5 separate regions of the Homo sapiens genome follow, and all the other regions are linked to region 1. Evidence: chromatin contacts called from ENCODE Hi-C or POLR2A ChIA-PET data. All regions are on one chromosome and are shown on one strand. Each heading gives the region's core, a stretch centred on a gene start or an enhancer-like site at or near the end of the contact. The rest is flanking DNA. Distances are from core to core; before and after follow the strand shown. Region 1 holds the start of SETD4 (SET domain containing 4). Region 2 holds the start of URB1-AS1 (URB1 antisense RNA 1 (head to head)). Region 3 holds the start of PSMG1 (proteasome assembly chaperone 1). Region 4 holds the start of PAXBP1-AS1 (PAXBP1 antisense RNA 1). Region 5 holds the start of SOD1 (superoxide dismutase 1).

What was found. Hi-C counts contacts between places; a loop is a spot of excess contacts on that map. ChIA-PET counts read pairs that join two places held with the same protein, here RNA polymerase II (POLR2A). Pooled maps may share reads with other maps.
Region 2: a loop to region 1 is called in a map of B cell, with 28 times the contacts of the local background. The contact joins the promoter of URB1-AS1 here to the promoter of SETD4 in region 1. A Hi-C loop is called at or near these places in 2 of 168 maps with a recorded cell type or tissue (B cell and CD4-positive, alpha-beta T cell) and 10 of 50 pooled maps.
Region 3: a pooled map shows a loop between it and region 1 (6-fold over the local background). The contact joins the promoter of PSMG1 here to the promoter of SETD4 in region 1. A Hi-C loop is called at or near these places in 2 of 168 maps with a recorded cell type or tissue (CD8-positive, alpha-beta T cell and naive thymus-derived CD4-positive, alpha-beta T cell), 1 of 37 single-sample maps with no recorded cell type and 9 of 50 pooled maps.
Region 4: a map of naive thymus-derived CD4-positive, alpha-beta T cell shows a loop between it and region 1 (6-fold over the local background). The contact joins the promoter of PAXBP1-AS1 here to the promoter of SETD4 in region 1. A Hi-C loop is called at or near these places in 1 of 168 maps with a recorded cell type or tissue (naive thymus-derived CD4-positive, alpha-beta T cell), 1 of 37 single-sample maps with no recorded cell type and 8 of 50 pooled maps.
Region 5: a pooled map shows a loop between it and region 1 (6-fold over the local background). The contact joins the promoter of SOD1 here to the promoter of SETD4 in region 1. A Hi-C loop is called at or near these places in 10 of 50 pooled maps. POLR2A ChIA-PET finds 5 or more read pairs at or near these places in 2 of 52 experiments (HEK293 and naive thymus-derived CD8-positive, alpha-beta T cell).

Annotation. Positions count from the first base shown.
Region 1 is chr21:36,059,142-36,061,841 of GRCh38, forward strand. SETD4 (SET domain containing 4) reads right to left here and starts at 1,385. Exons shown (of 12, transcript NM_017438.5): 1 at 1,206-1,385. SETD4-AS1 (SETD4 antisense RNA 1) reads left to right here and starts at 1,463. Exons shown (of 3, transcript NR_186380.1): 1 at 1,463-1,480. RefSeq lists enhancers at 1,158-1,307, 1,338-1,387.
Region 2 is chr21:32,391,697-32,394,396 of GRCh38, forward strand. It overlaps URB1-AS1 (URB1 antisense RNA 1 (head to head)), which reads left to right and starts at 1,437. Exons shown (of 1, transcript NR_026845.1): 1 at 1,437-2,264. URB1 (URB1 ribosome biogenesis factor) reads right to left here and starts at 1,316. Exons shown (of 39, transcript NM_014825.3): 1 at 1,073-1,316. The coding sequence starts at 1,214. RefSeq lists enhancers at 582-1,364, 1,224-1,518, 1,365-2,146, 1,669-1,918.
Region 3 is chr21:39,182,012-39,184,711 of GRCh38, forward strand. It overlaps PSMG1 (proteasome assembly chaperone 1), which reads right to left and starts at 1,440. Exons shown (of 7, transcript NM_003720.4): 1 at 1,241-1,440. The coding sequence starts at 1,374. It also overlaps a transcript of BRWD1 not described here. RefSeq lists silencers at 1,116-1,195, 1,396-1,615.
Region 4 is chr21:32,726,692-32,729,391 of GRCh38, forward strand. It overlaps PAXBP1-AS1 (PAXBP1 antisense RNA 1), which reads left to right and starts at 1,423. Exons shown (of 4, transcript NR_038879.1): 1 at 1,423-2,700. SYNJ1 (synaptojanin 1) reads right to left here and starts at 1,322. Exons shown (of 33, transcript NM_203446.3): 1 at 1,255-1,322; 2 at 81-226. The coding sequence starts at 204. RefSeq lists enhancers at 528-1,028, 1,029-1,529 and a silencer at 994-1,493.
Region 5 is chr21:31,658,318-31,661,017 of GRCh38, forward strand. It overlaps SOD1 (superoxide dismutase 1), which reads left to right and starts at 1,376. Exons shown (of 5, transcript NM_000454.5): 1 at 1,376-1,524. The coding sequence starts at 1,453. SOD1-DT (SOD1 divergent transcript) reads right to left here and starts at 1,707. Exons shown (of 3, transcript NR_187558.1): 1 at 1,080-1,707. RefSeq lists silencers at 989-1,308, 1,579-1,858 and an enhancer at 2,019-2,218.

The DNA.
Region 1 (2,700 bases), core at 135-2,634:
TTCCCATTATATCAGTCCCTCTAAAACAGTTTTATCTTGCAGACCTAGTGACTACAGCTTAATCTACTAAAAATACAAAAAATAGCTAGGCGTGGTGGCACACGCCTGTAATCCCAGCTACTTGGGAGGCTGAGGCAGGAGAATCGCTTGAACCTGGGAGGCGGAGGTTGCAGTGAGCCGAGATCGCGCTACTGCACTCCAGCCTGGGCGACAGAGCGAGGCTCCGTCTCAAAAAAATAAAAAAATAAATACATAAATAAAAATAAAATAATGGCTGGGTACAGTGGCTCACGCCTGTAAAACCAGCACTTTGGGAGCCCGAGGCGGGCTGAGGTCAGGAGTTCAAGACCAGCCTGGCCAACATGGTGAAACCCCGTCTCTACTAAAAATACAAAAATCAGCCGGGCGTGGTGGCAGGCACCTGTAATACCAGCTACTGGGGAGGCTGAGGCAGGAGAATCGCTTGATCTCAGGAGGCGGAAGCTGCAGCTAGACGAGATCACGCCACTGCACTCCAACCTGGGCGACAGAGCGAGACTCTGTCACAAAAAATAAATTAAAAAAATAAAAATAAAAAATAAATCTACTTCTAAAACATACGAGGGCAGAAATGAGCAAGAGACAAGAACTCCAGGCAATATTAATACCGCACTTCCGCAGTATAAGGTTCATTATTTGACCTAACGAAAGTCGGCATGTCCAGCTCCAGAGGCGAACGGCGGCTGGTTCGGTGCGGGTCCCAGCGCTCAGTCCACAGACCGCGCCGGGAAGTGTCCCCAAGACTCCCGGGCCCTCGCGCGAGCTGTCCACCATCACCCTGCTGAGGACCACGTGAAGCCCGGTGACCGCCACAGACACAGGCACCGTCCCCGCCCCCATAGTCCTCAAACTCTAGCCGTGAGGCCGTCCTACGGTCCGACACACACCGCTCCCGCAGCCATAGGCCAGCCAGGCGAGCATCGGACCTCGGGCCTCAGGCTCCTCAGCTTTACGCAGCGCGCCGGAGCAACATGCGCTAAGTGTAGGACTCCACAAGATGAGAGGTTACTGCAGCGCACACGATAATGCCTGCCCTGGAGGGGACCTGCGACCTAAACTCAGTTCTTTTTACGCTGATGAATGAAAGACTAAGGAACGCACCCCGCCGACTCTGCTCCCGTTACCCGGGCAACTGGAGGCCCGACCCGGAAGTCCTACTAGCTCACCTAGGCGCCGGCGGCCGCTTCCAAGATGGAGGCTGCAGTGGGCGGGCCCAAGGCACGTGGAAATACCAAACAGCCCCAGATGAAGGCAAGTTAAAGGAACCGGCCAAAACTGCAGAGGGAGAGGCTGAAGGCTGTCGCGCCTGCCTGGTGTCCTTAAGCAATCCAAGTCCTCAGTCTCCCGGGTCCGCCCCTTCCGCCGCGGGCGGCAGCTTCCGGCTCGCGCATGCGCAGTGTTCGCGGACTCGCCGCCAACGCCCAGTACAGTCGGGGACGAGGTCGGCACACCCACAGCCCCATAACCCCTACGTCGAGTCAGGGGTCAGAAAACCCAGTAACCCGCAGGCGAGCAAGCTGCGCACTGAAAAGCCGGCCTGCGGAGTCTTTCCTTACGAAGTTAAACCACCTAGGGCGCGCGGCCCTGTTCGCCCAGACCTCGGGCTTTCCTGCCAGGCTGGGTTTGCCGGGTCGAGTCACTTTGCTCGCCAATCCCCGCCCCCATTCCACCGTTTCATTCTGGCCCCAGGACCCGCCTCACAGGAAAATTCTAAATAATATATCTAAATACCCCTTCTTCCAATAGCGGGAGCTCGATTTCTGCCCCACCCACCCCCACTTTGATTATGGGCTATGCCTAGTAACTTGATTCCAAAGAGTACAGCCTGGAATGGTGTTGGGGACTACAGTGGAGAAACCTGGCAAACAGTACCTTACCGGGTGGTCAAGGATAACATCAGGAAGAAATCATGCTGATAGCATGTTCCTGTGGTGTCTCTCTCCAAAACCCTTCTATGGAAATCTTCTATGGGGGAAAAAAAATTAGTACTCCTAAACATGTTTTCTGTCATGAAAAACAAGTACAGTTGTCCCTTAGTGTCCGTGGGGGAATGGTTCCAGGACCCTGCGGATACCAGAATTAGAATGCTCAAGTCCCTTGTATACAATGGTGTAAACCTAAGTAACAAAAGAGGCTCCCTAAAAGAAAATGAGATTTATCTGGGAGTAGCATTGCAATGGGAATATGCATGCCATAGTAAACTGTGTGCGTTTTGGGGGAGGTTGAGGCAAGGAGATGTTTTTAAAAGGAAAATGAAGATTATATGAATTGCTTTAAATCAATTATCTTTGGCTAAAAGAATGAATAACAAAGGTAGCATCAGTCCAAAGTTGCTGGACAGATGTCCTTGCAGAAGGATTTTCTGTGTTTAAGATTGGGCCTTTCTGCAAGGTTAGGGTCTTTTGTGACAATTCTTGTTATGAGGCGTAGTGCATGAGAACCCTTCCTTCAAGGCCTTCCCCAGCTGCATTTATCAGGGTTTTGACACAAGTGACTCCATTTTGATTCTGCAACTTTCACAATGGTGTAATATTTGCATATAACCTATGCACATCCTCCCATATACTTTAAATCATCTCTAGATTACTTATAACATCTAATACAATGTAAATACTATGTAAATAGTGAAGGGGTGGCCTGCCGCTCCACACCTGTGGGTGT
Region 2 (2,700 bases), core at 187-2,686, 3.7 Mb before region 1:
CAAGTACAGGTATAGGTATCAAAGTTTAAAAACAGGCCAGGTGTGGTGGCTCATACCTATACTCCCAGCCCTTTGAGAAGACAAGGTGGGAAGATTGCTTGAGACTGGGAGTTCGAGGGCAGCCTGGACAACATAGTGAGATTCCATCTCTACAAAAAGTAAAAAAAAAAAAAAAAACATAGCTGGGCATGGTGTTGTGCACCTACAATCTCAGCTACTTGGGAGGCTGAGGTGGGAGGACAGCTTAAGCCCAGAAGTTCAAGGCTGCAGTGAGCTATGATAGTGCCACTGCACTTCAGCCTGGGCAACAGAGCAAGACCCTGTCGTTTAAAAAAAAAAATGAGGACAAAAATTGGAAGTTGAAGATATTTTGGCCATTAATTTAATCGTTTATTTAACCTGGGAGAAAAACTGCCACTGTTTTATTTTAGAGCAATGCTTCCACATGGCAACACGTTCAATTGCGTTTTTCCCAAACCATGTTACTTTCCAAACGATTACAAGTAGTCGCGAAGGGTGGTCACACTTTACAAAAAGTGTAATTAAATTATAGAGTCGGCTACATCTCAGTCACTGGCCCATTCCTGGTCAACTGACAAGTAGCTGTGGTGGCTTCTAGTAGCTTGTTACAAGTCATCAAGTCAGTATGAGTGTTGGGGGATGGAAGCTATTGAAAACGGTGCTGACGGCCCAAGGAGTAGCAAACTGTCTCATGAACCGTCCTGAGCCGACTCAGTAAGGACTCAATAGAGAAGGACACTTCATTTACTTCCCTGACAACTGCAATAAAGAGGTTTTAGAGCTCGCTGAGGGATGCTGCCTGGGCAAGGGAAATAAATGTGTTGTAACATGAAACGGTCCCAATCAAGCAAGTCGGGGCCCTCTCGCTGTCGCCGACAGTCCAGAGCAAGGAAGTACACAGCAGTCCTGAACCTCAGTTTTCTGCAAACCAGAGGCTTGCCACTGAGCCTATGTGACCCGAAAGCTGCAGAAAGGAGAGGCTGTGCCCGGCACACGGAGGCCGCCTCGCCAGCCTGTGCTCCCGACCCTGCGCCTGCCGCCCCGGACTCACCTGGCCCGGGGCCCTGCGGGTCCTTCAGCTGAGCCTTGAACCGCACGCCCGTGAGCTCTTCTTTGCGGGCGCGCTTGGCTGCACCCGCGGAGGAAGCCGCGCCGTCCTGGCCGCCCGAGGCCTTCCTCTTGGGGACCCCCATGGCCGAGAGGGCGGAAGCGCGACGGAAACGACACACCTGAGGGGACCCGGCAGGAGCACTGGCACAGACAGCAGACACGCGCTTCAGGCCCACATGGCGCAGGAAGAGGCGGGGCTGGCGGAAGAGGCGGGGCTGGCGGAAGAGGCGGGGCTCGGGGAAAGGCCGGCGGAAGGGGCCGACCCGCGCGAGGCTGGGACCGGCGGAAGGGGCGTGGCCTGCAGAAGGGGCGGGGCGATAGGGATCCAGAGTCTTGGGGATCCAGAGTCTTGGGGCTCCATGTGAGTTTGCTGTACCGGTTGTCCCGGTCACGGCATGGGGCGAGCGGACACTCCACGACACCCCCCGCCCCCGGCTGCAGGGTTTGGGGTCCACCGGGGCGCATTTCTGATCCCAGTGGCTCTTCGGGTGCTCTTGGCCGGAAGAACTCCCAGACCTTTCACTCCTGGCCTGGCCGATCCACGAAGACTCGGGCCCCGGCGCGTCCAAGCAGCACAATGAGTAGTTCTTGACCCGAGGTCGCCCTGAAGGTGTCGCATGAAGAGCTTGCTTCACACACAACAGGATTCGATACTTTGCCAATTCAAGGCCCTGGTGGCTGGCCGGGAAGGTGGATTCGCCTTGGCTAGGTGCCAGGCAGGTCCGCCTGTGCGGGTGCCCCTGACTTCGACCCCTAGCTTATGTCACAGCCCGAACCAGATCGACTGGTCTGGTAGCAGCCTGTCACTCCAGACTGTCCTCCACCCCAGACTTCCGCAAACTGATGGGCTCTTTGCGCCGTGCAGGGTGGGAGGAGAAGACCAAACGAAGTAACGTCTGTAAAACCCCTTCCTGGACAGCGTAAGGCCTCCACATCTAAGTTCCTGTCATTAAAATGGAGACAGCAAAGCCGACCCTATCCAGTCCTTGGGACTGTTATGAACAGAAAATGATGCAATGTATGAAAAACTGCTTTGAGGAGAAAAACAACACAGTGTGTTTTTGGAAGATGTGATTGATTTGTAAACCGCATTAAATGCTCTGAAATAAAATGAAAGTAAAAATAAGTAAAAACAGGCTGGTACATATTTTAATACGACTTCATCGATACTTAGGTATGTGTCCAAATAAATCATGAACCAGCGCATTAGATAAGTAACTTGGTGATTACTGAAATTCTCCATCAGGTTGTCCTCTAGTCTAAGAAAATTGTGTTTCATATTCTGTAAGCAGATGTGTTTTGAACATCTGAGGATGTGGGCTTTTGTGGCCTGTTGGGGTCTCAGAGTTTCTAGTAGAAAAAGCACGTGTGTTGACGCTGAGCCTCTGTCCCGACAAGATGATTGTGCCTGTGGAGATGTCTATGTTGTAGGCAGGTCAGAGAGAGGGTGTCACCCCTAGCAGATATGAGCTAATGCAGCAATGTTAAGAGAGGGGAATATGCTCAAAAAGTCATCTGTAAAAGGCAACACTCATTAGTGAATACAGACTTAATTCTGACTGATTATCC
Region 3 (2,700 bases), core at 190-2,689, 3.1 Mb after region 1:
AAAACGATGGACTCGGACAATGATAACCAACAGATAAAACTATTGCATACGTGTTTACGGAGAACTCTAAAATAGTGATCAGGCTGTCCACCTGACCCAAGAACCAATCTTAGCATCCCTAAAAGTGAGACAGCTGGGGATAGCCTGCAATAAGAAACAGAAAGCACCACTTAGTAGAAGCATTCTTGCCGACAAAACTTTGAATGAGAATCTGACCAAGCCTCCAAATGAACATTCATTTTACAGGACATGCAGGTGATACAAACGTTAAGTGACACCACAACGAAGCTATCAGACAAATTCAGAGTGTGGGGGCACTGGACAAGACAATCAGTCCTGTCTCTTAGGAGGGGTAAGAGGAGGTTGCTCTAAATGAAGTGACACGTCTAAATGTAACCTGTGGACCCTGTTAGGATTCTCATTCACGCAGACCACTGTAAAATGTCATGTTTGAAAAAACTAGGTAAACGTGAGTGAGCATGGACTACAAAATGATACTGGAAAATTAGTATTAGTGTTGTTAGGGGTGATAATAGCATATGTAAGAAAATCCCTAAAACGTTTGAGATGTATTCTGAAAAATGTAGAGGTGAAAGGCCATGATGACTGGAATTCGCTTAGGAGTGGCGGGAGAGAAAATAAACGTGGCAAAATCTTCCTGTTGAATTTACCCGGTTGTGTAGGGGTCAGGGCTCACTTGACTATTTTCTCCCACTTTTTTGTGTTTGGAAACAATTTTTTTAAAGCGTGTTCATCGGCTACTGACACATCATGCTAATTGAAGTGTTGGGTGCAGGTTTAAAAAGTTTCGAGGGAATTGGTGTGTCCGTGAACAATCCACGACAAACGTGGTGGGGCCCGCGGGAGCGCTGCGGCCCAAGACAGTGTGACAAGCGGGAAGATCACGAGTCCGCAAGACACCAAGCCTCCAGAAATGCTCCAGAAACGCTCCAGAAAGCCTTTAAAGAACGGATTTGAACCCAGCCCTCCCACAGCGGCTTCACCCTGGACTCCACGAAACGCCAGCAGATCCACGCGAGAACCACACACACCTGGGGCTGGCGCCGCTGGACGCCGCGGCTTCACGGAGACCCAGGGCCCAAGCAGAGCCAAGGAGCGGCGGCAACCGCGGGGGCCACTCGGAAGACCGCGGAGCCCCGGCCTTAGGCGCCGTCGCGGCTGCCAGGCCCGCGCACCTTCCAGCTGCGGTGAGCGCGCTGCCCTTATCCCGGTGCCTCACCTCTTCCGCGCCAGCTGCAGACGCACCTCCCTGTCCTCGGGCGTCTCCCTCCGCCCCTCCTCCTCCTCCTCTTCGTCCTCAGTCCCAGCTCGGCACGGCGCCTTCACCACCTCTCCGAAGAACGTGGCCGCCATAGCCGCCCCGTGACCGGCTGGACACAACTGCAGCGCCGCGGGACCGCACGCCGGCTTGCGCGAGACCACGCTCCCTCACCGCGCGGGCAATAAGTCCCGCCCCGCACAGGCCACGCCCTCCGCGCACAGCCCAAGCTCGCGGCCACACCCCCACCGCGCGGGCGCTACGTCCCGCCCCGCACAGGGCTCGCTCCCAGGCACACCCTGAGCTCGCGGCCACGCCCTCTACACCGCCCGCCCGCGCTGTCATGCCCTGGGCCAGCAGTCCCCGCAGCTTTTTTGTTTTTAAATTACAGATTGGGGGAGGGGGTCTCGCTATGTTGCCCAGACTGGTCTCGAACTCCAGGACTCTAGCGATCGTCCTCCTTAGACCTCCCAAAGTGCTTGGATTACAGGCCTCAGCCACCGCGTCCGGCCCCCAAAGGCTTTCATTCGCAGCTTGAGCCCTGCGGGCGCCAGGAGGTGGGAGGACTGCGGGCTAGAGGGGCAGGGGGCGAGAGGAGGGCGGGGCCTCCGTTCGTGGCGGTAGCGGAACCAGGGGTGCAGGGGCGGAGCCAGCGCCGCTGGCCGTGGCGTCCGGGAGCTGTGGGGCCGTCCCCTCATCGTCCGTTTCCATTTTCCTTCTGCGTTAGGAGAGACTGGGGTAGCATTAGTGTACTGAGCACCCGCTCCAAATTTCGACTGCCCAGGTAGGTGGCGGCGCGGTGGTACTGAGGGCCCCCGTAGCCAGGCGCGCCCTCAGACAGCGGGCACGGGCGGACGCAAGGGCAGCAAGAAATACAGCGCTTCGTGGTGGTATAAAAACGAGACCTTTACTCTGGCAATAGGAATTCACATTTCAAAAGCTGATGATTGTCAAGGCGATTTAAAAAACATTTTTATGAGTGTAAAAAATAGTGTTTTAAAGTTGGCCATTTTCTAATACAAAATGTTTCTTTTTAAATAGCCTTTAATAAGCAGAATGTGTGATTGTTCTTTAATTGGTTCTCTTTAAAATGTGCTGGAAGACAAAGTTCGAGGAGCACTGTTTCAAGCAAGAGAAAAAGGGGACATAATTTAAATGAAAATGAAAATATGCAGTAATGCAATGAAAAAACCGTTTCCTAGATTTAGTTGTACCGAAATACATGACATCGCCTGCATTTTGTGACTTTGTCAGTAGTCACGAAGGTAAGTACTACTTTGGGGTCAGAGAGAGCCTGTTGAGATAAAATCTCAAAGCTGTTAGAAACATTTTAAGATGTGGAAAGATAATCAACAAAATCATTTACATAAAATTAGTACTTAGCAGATGTACACATCTGCAAAAATAAAGTGAGTTTGGAA
Region 4 (2,700 bases), core at 173-2,672, 3.3 Mb before region 1:
TTTCTAAAAAATGGTTGCATCTGAATTGTTTCAAATCAAAACAGAGACCATGACAAATTGGGCTCTAACAGATGACTTACAGAGCACAGCGACAGCCCCAGACTCGAACATGAGACATTCTTCCTTATGCCTAGTTTCCACTATGAGGCTGAAAGGTGGGGGATCCAATTTGTGATAGATCCGGAATCCTTTACTGAACGCCATTCTCCTTTCTTCGGAGGCAGCCCTGCGAAAACCAAGCAAAGCAAAGCAAATGAAGCTGATGTTTCCTTCTGCAGCAAGGACTGCAAAGCATCCAAAAGTCCCTCCCCGCCAGGTTTTGATGGGGGGTTGGGGTGGGAAAAAACAGACAGCTCTGGGAGAAAATGGCTTTTTCCAAAAGATAAGTCGTCACTTAATTTTACCAAAAAGCAAGAGGAAAAGCTATCAATTCTCATACCAAGGCAAGACAAGGTTTTAGCACTGTAAGTCAATCAACGGTCTGGTTGAGTTTCCCGTTTAATTTATGCTTACTGAAAGGAAAAATTTTGAGCGTATTTCGTCCGGAGCTGTTTATCAGCTTCCTGCTTCAAGATCTGTCACTACGTTGAAAGGGAACCTATTTGGAAACTTCAAGCAGTTCCTTCGAGGTGAAAGGAGCGGAGGTGGGAGGGAAGGGTGACAAGGCTGGTTCAAAGCTCCTTAGGGGGCAGGAGAAGGAAAAGGATTATCCCACGCGACAGGCTCTCCCGGGGGTGGCGATGAAGGGCAAGGGAAAAGGCACAGGTTACCGCCGCCTCTCCTGCCCCGGGCTACCGCCGGCTGGGGGGACGGCAGGCGGGGCCGATAAATACGAATGGCCACCCGGGAAGAGTCACGACTCGGGGCACCGACCCGACTGGGGCTCCTCGGGGGTCCCGGGCAGTCGACTGCCCGGGAAAGCGGCTCCTTCTCGGAGAGACGGAAGAGCCGAGCAGCCCAAACCCTCCATTTATGCGCCAGAAGAGATACCCCGGCGCCCAGGCGGATTCGGTTCGTTCCCGCGGGCGGGCTGACAGCCGCTGTCACCACAGCCCCCAGCCTGACGCGGCACCCCGCACAACCAGTGGTCTGCTCACAACCCCGCCCGTCCTCCCGCACCCCGGCTGCTCGCGGTCGCCCCTCACCGCTCCCGCTGACGCTGCGGAGGCAGAGACTGGTCTTGGAGGCGTCCGCCCGCCCGGCTGCCCGTGGGTCTGGCCGCAGCAGCTCCCCGCCCCCCGCCGGCTTGCTCACCTCTTCCTCCGGCTCCTCCTCCTCCTTCTCCCGCAGCCGCCGCCACAGCCGCCGGGAGCGTCACTTCCGCTCCAGCAGGCCCATCTCTTCCGCATTGCGCCGCGGCCGGGGGCGGAAGATCCGCCCCGCGCGAGGGAAGGGGCGGGGCATCAGGAGGGAGACCACGCCCACTCTGCGCCGACCGGCTGGGCCTGGCACCCGCGGGCGGCCCCAGCCTCAGTCTCCAGCTACCTTTGCCTCCTGCGGCCGCCCCCAGGCAGAGCTGCGATCCCACCGCCGGGGGTGCAGGGAGAGGGAAGATCTGGCCTCCTTGGTCCTTTTGCGTGGGCTCTTCAGAGCGTGAGCGCCGGGGAGGGACTCCGGAGAAAAGCTTGGGGGGCTGCGTATTGCTGCTCCCCAAGCTGGGCGTCAGGACCAACCCCGCCGCCCCCACGGGCCTGACGGGAGAGGAGGAAGGGCTCGGGACGGTCGGCTCGCCGAGCCAACCAGGTGGCGCCTGAAGAGCTGTCCATGGTGTCGACAGCCCAGCAAACGGCACCGAGTTCCTAGTCTGAGTGTCTGGATAGGTAGCAGAAGAAAAACTAATGCCTGCTCTGGGACAGTTCTGTTCGGTGCCTTTTCTTGTGTGTTCTGGAGCTCACAGGGTTCTATCGAAGAGTGCTTAGGTGTATACGATGGAGAGTGGGACGTCACAAACCAGGATCTCAAGGCTGAGTCCAACAAAACATGGCCGTAGGGAGGCCACGACAGCTGTGGTTGTCACCGACGGATGAATAGCTTTTGCCAACCGTGGAATTTAGTAACTAAAGGCACCTAACCCTTTTATCTCATCCTCATTTTTCAACAAATGGTGCTTCCTGGCTAATATCAGCGTGTCCCATAGATTTCTGCTTCCATTGAATAGACCTAATAAGAAAGAGAATGAAGTCAAAGCCAACAGGGCAGAAAGAAATTGAAAACCTGAAGAACCCAGCACTCAAACTGTCTCCACTTGCGTTTGCTTTTTCTTTACCTCTTCTCCTTCTGGTTTTCAACAGCCAAAGCAGGATTTAAATTTGGTTATGTTGCAAAAATCATTTCCCTCTTCAGGCCCTGTCATGTGACTTGATTTTTTCGTCCATTTTAGAGAAGCTGTACCCACCCTGGTTTCAGGACACGGAACTAAATTTATTAGAAAAGAAGCCACTTCAAGTCATGAAGGAGAAACACAAAGATTCTTGGATTTAGTTCTAAGAACTAGAGGGGATTTCTATGTCAGTACTGTCTCAGAAAAAACTGTTGATATCAAATGTGTTGCTTGAGAAGTACCTTTTTTTTTTTGAGACGGAGTCTCGCTCTGTCCGCCCAGGCTAGAGTGCAGTGGCGCGATCTCGGCTCACTGCAAGCTCCGCCTCCCGGGTTCACGCCGTTCTCCTGCCTCAGCCTCCCGAGTAGCTGGGATTACAG
Region 5 (2,700 bases), core at 126-2,625, 4.4 Mb before region 1:
TGGAGACTACTACCAAATACAACAGGCAAAACTGCAAATATGTATACTTCCTAGAGGATGATAAAAAAATGTGAATTGTATTTCTCTGATAGAGGATGCATTAGAGTCTGAGGGTCTAAATAGCGTAAATAATAAATAAGTAAATAAATCGATAGTAGTGTACTCCAAACGAGGCTGGAATAGCTTCTATTGTTGTTTCACACTGGACTTCAATTAAGTCTCAGTATTTTGCCATACTCAATATTAAGTACTAGGCTGGACGTGGTGGCTCATGTCTGTAATCCCAGCACTTTGGGAGGCCGAGGTGGGTAGATGGCTGGCTTGAGCTCAGGAGTTTGAAACCAGCCTGGGCAACATGGTAAAACCCCATCTGTACCCAAAATACAAAAATCAGCCAGGTGTGGTGGCACATGCCTGTGGTCCCAGGTACTTGGGAGGCTGAGGCAGGAGGATGGCTTGAACCCAGGAGGTGGAGGCTGCAGTGAGCTATGATGGCGCCACTGCACTCCAGCCTGGGTGACAGAGCGAGACCCTGTCTCAAAAATCAAACAAACAACCCCCTCGCCCCGGACAAAAGTAGTTTGCACTATTTTCTCATTTCACAATATGTTTTTGAAATATTTCCCTTGAAAGGTAAGTCATATTTATCATTCCTGTTGTATGGAGGCATCATAAATTATTTCACCATTCTACCCTCCTTGAGTGTTGTGGCCTTTAGGCCAGACAAAAACGCAGGTGATGCCTAGAAGCCAACTAGTTGCCGTTTGGTTATCTGTAGGGTTGTGGCCTTGCCAAACAGGAAAAATATAAAAAGAATACCGAATTCTGCCAACCAAATAAGAAACTCTATACTAAGGACTAAGAAAATTGCAGGGGAAGAAAAGGTAAGTCCCGGGATTGAGGTGTAGCGACTTTCTATACCCTCAGAAAACTAAAAAACAAGACAAAAAAATGAAAACTACAAAAGCATCCATCTTGGGGCGTCCCAATTGCTGAGTAACAAATGAGACGCTGTGGCCAAACTCAGTCATAACTAATGACATTTCTAGACAAAGTGACTTCAGATTTTCAAAGCGTACCCTGTTTACATCATTTTGCCAATTTCGCGTACTGCAACCGGCGGGCCACGCCCCCGTGAAAAGAAGGTTGTTTTCTCCACATTTCGGGGTTCTGGACGTTTCCCGGCTGCGGGGCGGGGGGAGTCTCCGGCGCACGCGGCCCCTTGGCCCCGCCCCCAGTCATTCCCGGCCACTCGCGACCCGAGGCTGCCGCAGGGGGCGGGCTGAGCGCGTGCGAGGCGATTGGTTTGGGGCCAGAGTGGGCGAGGCGCGGAGGTCTGGCCTATAAAGTAGTCGCGGAGACGGGGTGCTGGTTTGCGTCGTAGTCTCCTGCAGCGTCTGGGGTTTCCGTTGCAGTCCTCGGAACCAGGACCTCGGCGTGGCCTAGCGAGTTATGGCGACGAAGGCCGTGTGCGTGCTGAAGGGCGACGGCCCAGTGCAGGGCATCATCAATTTCGAGCAGAAGGCAAGGGCTGGGACGGAGGCTTGTTTGCGAGGCCGCTCCCACCCGCTCGTCCCCCCGCGCACCTTTGCTAGGAGCGGGTCGCCCGCCAGGCCTCGGGGCCGCCCTGGTCCAGCGCCCGGTCCCGGCCCGTGCCGCCCGGTCGGTGCCTTCGCCCCCAGCGGTGCGGTGCCCAAGTGCTGAGTCACCGGGCGGGCCCGGGCGCGGGGCGTGGGACCGAGGCCGCCGCGGGGCTGGGCCTGCGCGTGGCGGGAGCGCGGGGAGGGATTGCCGCGGGCCGGGGAGGGGCGGGGGCGGGCGTGCTGCCCTCTGTGGTCCTTGGGCCGCCGCCGCGGGTCTGTCGTGGTGCCTGGAGCGGCTGTGCTCGTCCCTTGCTTGGCCGTGTTCTCGTTCCTGAGGGTCCCGCGGACACCGAGTGGCGCAGTGCCAGGCCCAGCCCGGGGATGGCGACTGCGCCTGGGCCCGCCTGGTGTCTTCGCATCCCTCTCCGCTTTCCGGCTTCAGCGCTCTAGGTCAGGGAGTCTTCGCTTTTGTACAGCTCTAAGGCTAGGAATGGTTTTTATATTTTTAAAAGGCTTTGGAAAACAAAAATACGCAACAGAGACCGTTTGTGTGACACTTTGCAGGGAAGTTTGCTGGCCTCTGTTCTAGGTCATGATTGGGCTGCAAGGGCAGAGAAGGTAGCCTTGAACAGAGGTCCTTTTCCTCCTCCTAAGCTCCGGGAGCCAGAGGTTTAACTGACCCTTTTGGGGATTTTTGAGGGCAGTGATCTTAACTTTGGGTGCACAGTTAGCTTATTTGAAGATCTTACTAAAAATACACCAGAGCCCAACCTCCGACCAATTACATCAAAACCTGTCCTAGTGCAGGGTGAGTATTGCTGTTTTTTGAAAGTTTCCAAAAGTGATTTTGATGTGCACCTACGATTGAGAACTGTCGTTTGAGGACAGTGGGTGGAGTTTCGTATTTGGAAATTAGAAGACCTGGAGTTTCCATTACACCGAATTGGCACTTAATAACTGTTGTCGGAGCATTTCTTAAGCCACATTTTCGTAAAGTGGCTTTAAAATTGCTCTGCCAGTAGGCAGGTTGCTAAGATGGTCAGAGACAAACTTCTGAACGACTCTTGTAAAATATACAGAAATATTTTCAGAACTTTTATCAGTAAAATTACAAAAC